Regions from separate parts of the Homo sapiens genome. Here region 2 is linked to region 1. A link is a loop called in an ENCODE intact Hi-C map of the cell type or tissue named here. Cell type or tissue: OCI-LY7. All regions are shown on one strand.

Evidence for each region. Peaks named below come from ENCODE experiments on the same cell type or tissue, not always from the same donor. Only the 100,000 strongest peaks of a DNase experiment are listed, where the experiment ranks them.
Region 2: a loop joins it to region 1, with 4 times the contacts of the local background. A loop is called at or near these places in 1 of 110 quality-filtered maps.

The regions. Positions count from the first base shown.
Region 1 is chr6:92,809,495-92,811,994 of GRCh38, reverse strand. No RefSeq gene overlaps it. Among named protein-coding and RNA genes, the nearest start is that of LINC02531, 87 kb to the right of the region's middle. In OCI-LY7, CTCF peaks have their summits at 757 and 960; a DNase peak (open chromatin) is centred at 924; H3K4me3 peaks cover 1,276 bases; H3K27ac peaks cover 1,929 bases.
Region 2 is chr6:93,174,881-93,177,380 of GRCh38, reverse strand. No RefSeq gene overlaps it. Among named protein-coding and RNA genes, the nearest start is that of EPHA7, 240 kb to the left of the region's middle. In OCI-LY7, no CTCF peak of the experiment used is centred here; a DNase peak (open chromatin) is centred at 1,150; H3K4me3 peaks cover 1,346 bases; H3K27ac peaks cover 1,891 bases.

The DNA of each region.
Region 1 (2,500 bases):
CTGACTCTTGGTGCACATGAAAATCACCTGAGGAACTTTTCAAATTCCTATGCCCAGGCCCATTCTAAACCAATTAAATTAAAATCTCCAGATGGGGTCCTGGTAGTGTTTTAAAAATATGCCAGGTGATTTCAATATGTGGCTAACATGCAGAACCATTTTTCTTGATTATAGGAATTCCTCTGGTTTTTATTTACAAAAATGATTGTGATTTGTATGATTTATTTATCTGTGATAACAGAAACACTATCCATTATTTCATATTCTTGTTTATAAAAAGTATGTAAAATATATATTACATAGTATATAAAATAAAATAAAAATTAATAAAAATATATTTCGGCAAACATTACATGGAAATGTACTCAGGAATTACATTCTTGTGCATTGATTGTGTAGAAATATGTTTAACGAGTAACTTAATCATTGCTATTTTTCAAGTAATATAAGTGAGTTCTTTTCACCTGAACTTGGCAGCTGTGGGCATGTTTTTCATTCTAACTACACTGTAGAATAGATATCCAGCTACAAAATGTTGAATAAAATTTACCTACAACCATTGTAGCTTGTTGAAGAGATTTAGCTTAGTTGCTAAAATGTCAGATGCAACCCTGTAAGTGGGTTGCTTTTAAAAATCTCCCCTGCAGGCTTACCTTTCCTTCTACCCAGCAATTGCATTAATAGGTGCTTTTAAAAGGTAGCTGGTCCTCTCAAGATGTTGGCTTCTTTTAAAATTCTTTTAATCAAGATCTGCCTCTAATGCTCTTCATTTACTTTCTTAAGTGAAAATATAACATGAAAGCCAATTCCAAGCCACTGGAGGGGGCGAAAATAACTGTTACAGGGGCTGGACCGAAACAGAGACATAGTGCTTCCCCTTTGAAGTATGGCCACCTGTGAACTCCTATTGATCTTGGGCAGCCAAGCTTCAAAGGAATAAGGCTGCACTTCTCCCCCACCTGGCCACTGCGTGGTATAACACTTTTGAGTCAGCAGGGGCTACTTTGAAGTTAAAATTTGGATTAAAAAGCTAAATTGTGAGAGGTGAATAGCTCATAAGGTAGCTTTTAAAACAAATATGATTTGAGATCTGCTCAGTTGTATCTTCTTCACCTCCTTCGTTTACCCTCTTGTCACCTTCAGTATTTTAAAGGTCAGCCTTTTTCAAATTAGTTTCTATATCAGAATGTAATGAAGTCACTAACATGAAGGTGAATAGTTGATCTATCTAGAGCAATCAGGAAACTGAAAAGCCAAAATAGCTTCCCACCTACATCTGTTGACCTTGTAATGAGAAAGGAAATTCAGCAGAGAAACTAAACTTTTTTTCTTTGTCTTTTCAGTGGGCTGTAATAGAAATGGTGATTTATTTATAGATTTAAAATAAATTTTGAGAGGTAGTTGCATTTTGTGATTCTATATATTTACTAAAGTATATGTATTCAGACTGTTTCTGAGGGTGTGTTATAATCCTAAAAATTTCTCAACTCCTTATGGGGTCCTTTTAGTATATGAGAAAGCTAAAGAAAATAAAGCTTAATATGGAAATATTGCAATATTCAGGTTTAGTAGTTGAACATACCTTGCTTTGTATTCATGGAGATTAGTATATAGTTAAGAATAAAAGACTACTATCTTATGTCTATAATGATAGCATTTTCCTTTAAATTGGACTATTATGTTAAACATATTTTTAAATGTGGTATCCACTAAGAAAATACCAACCTTTTAAGTTTCCATTTCCATTTTAATCCTCAGAAAACGACTGTCCTCCTATGACTAGGACTTGAAAGGACTTTTTTTCCTGGATGAATACCTTAGTCACAAAGGATGTATGTAAGGGGTAATACCAAAGTTCTCACGACTCAGAAGAATTTAGGTAAGCTTTGCATAAAACTAGAAAGATTCTGAAGACTTGGTTCAAATCAATTCCTACAAACATCTCAAAGTTGCACTCAAACTTATAATTTGATTGTAGGATTAATAAGAATTTATTCTACTTTTCCATTAGAACAGTGGCCAGAATCACCTGAAATGTTTTGTTCCGCAATATGGTACCTGCCATTCAGGGTAGGGAAGAATTATAATCTCAGATGAGAACATGGAAGAGGAATGGAAAAGTTGGATAAAGGAAATATGTATAAATCTTTCACTCACTTTTAAGGCAGTCACATAGAAATAAATGAGAAAGATTTATTTAGAAATAAATAAATTAATTAAAGATTTATTTAGAAATAATTAGAAAAAAATCTGTATTCCCTATTATGCAATTTATACAATTTGCAATTATGTACATACTTATCCATCTATAGACATACATTTTTCGAAAGACTCTCAAATTTTACTTGTTTTATATACAAAATGCTAATAATAGTCTGCACTTTTAGAAGGTGAAGAAACTGTCAGTTTTATGCTGTGGAAGTAACATTTCATTTTTGCCAACACTAGCAACTATGAAACAAAGACCTCACCTTTTTTTTTTTTTTAACATTTTAGTATT
Region 2 (2,500 bases), 370 kb before region 1:
TACATTCTGCCAAACAATATTTTCAGACTGATAGAAATTAAACATGGTATTTACATGGGATCAATAGGAAAGCACTCACCCACTCATTCACTCATTTATTCGTCTACTGCCTATTTGATGGTCTACACATTAGATCTTATTCTAAAGTGAGATCCTATAAGAGTCTAACACCAGTATTAATAGACACGTAAAATGAGTTCATACGTTTTATGTCTTTTGCCAAAAAGACATGTAAAGTAATGGGATATAGATTATTATTCCTATCAAGAGCACATTTTCCTCTACCACTCTAAGACAAATCTCTAATCTTTCAGTCTTACTCCTAAAAAAATGTTTTCCAGAAGCCACTAAACAGATTTCCTGCCTCAGGACTGGAGCCACATTTGCAAACCTCAGCCAGACACTGGTAAGAGGATGGATATCACCCTGACTAATTTATATTAGGCATGATTTGTCCTGGGAAAAGAAGGGGTCTTCTATGAGCATACGAAAGACCAAAAAAAAAGAAAAAACAAGAAAAAAAGTTAAACAACAACAAGATAAAAGGAGCAACCTAAAGACTACGTCCTCCATCCCCAATTTCTCAATTACAAGCTATTTGTTGCTTCTGAGGCTGGTAGCTACTAAAGTGTCTATGACTGGGGGTGGATGAAATCCCTGATTCTTAGGTTCTTCCTATGTGGGCTAGTCAGTTAATTAAAGAGTGACTAGCTGGGCGTGGTGGCGCATGCCTGTAGTCCCAGCTACTCGGGAGGCTGAGGCAGGAGAATCTCTTGAACCTGGGAGACAGAGGTGGCAGTGAGCTGAGATTGCACCACTGCACTCCAGCCTGGCGACAGAGTGAGACTCCATCAAAAAAAAAAGAAGAGGAATGTGCAGATGAGTGGCAAATCCTGGGAAGATCTTGGTGTTTGGGAATGTATAAACTTTCACAAAAGAAGGTATGTAGTCACTTATTTTAAGTAACCCTAGTCAACTTGACCCACTGAAGACCAGGATAGAACTAGATATTCGCTGAGTCTTCCCTGATTCTGAGACTAGGAGACTGCAGAAAAAATAGAAAACAGAGTGACCTTTCTGGGTATATCAAGAAGAGACTGTTAGCCTGCCATTCAAGACAGGAAGAGGAAGTGAGATAACCCTTTTGACTTTCATCCTCTAGAGAGTCTCTGTCCTAAATAAATTTCAGCCACCAGAACTCAGCTGCATGTGCTGCTTAAGAAAATAACTACCCATTTAAGGGGCCATGGCAATGAGAAAGAAAAAGATCAGGTTGCAATTCAGGATACATGCCCAGGGAAAAATGAGCTACTGAATTTTTTTAAATAAGGAAGGAAGAGAGGGAGGGAGGAAGGAAAAAAGAATATATTGAAAGATGTTCAAATCACACACACACATACACACACACACACACACACACATACACCCCACATTCCTGGTTTTGGAACTAACATTAAATAGATGTTTTAGAAGGGAAAACAGTTACTACTGAAATTAGAATTTATGACTGAGTGAATTAAGCACAAGAAATACTTAAAAGCACAGAAAAGAAAGAGGAAGAGAAATCATGAAGAAAAAAGAAACTGTGAGAATAGCTCTAAGAAAAAGAACAGCCAAAAGGTGATTTAAAGGAGGAAAAAATAGTAAATGGGAGAGAGGTAATTACTGAACAACTTCTAGAAATAAATTTTCCTGAATTGAGAAAAGATTTGGGTCCAGAAATTAAAAGGGCTGACTAAGTTTCAGGCTGATTTAATAAGAAGATATATGCAACCAAGTAAATCCTTATAAAATGTGTGAACTCCAAGGGTAAAGAAAAAGGTTTATGTTTATAGCTTGGAAGAACAAGTTACTCACAAAGGAAAAATAATCACACTGGTATAGGCTTTATTTTTTGACCCCGGAAGCTAATAGACAATAGATCATTTAATACACTCAGGAAAACAAACAACATGCAAAAACTCCTATATTCAGTCCGTAATTTTCTTGTTTATTATCCGGTTGATGCCTTTTTTGAAAAAAGACAAAATATATAGAAAGAGTGACATACACAAACTGGAATGGTTTGCTATGCAACCATACTACCTAAGGAGAATACTTGAGGAAAGGCCATAAAAAGACAAATTAATCATAAGAGAGACAAGGTGAAAGAAGAGAGAACAGTGGTGAGTAATGACATTTAATATATGTAAGTTTAATAGGTGAGGATATGAGGAATTTCACAATCTAAGGGACTTATTTTAAAACAATTCAAATAATCACTCAATTATTCCAGCAAAACCTAGGAGATGGAGGTGGGCATGAGGGGGATAAAGAGAGGTTGAAAATGTTCTAATCATGTCATTATGGACAGGGGAATGGAGGACAAAAAAAAAGAAAAGAAAATATATTCTTAGAGTTTTTTCCTATTGAGGGTTAGGAAGGATATGTGGGAAAAAGTAAAGGACTGTAGGAGAAGGAGAGAATAAGTCTTGAATAAGTTGTATGAGAGAAGAGAATG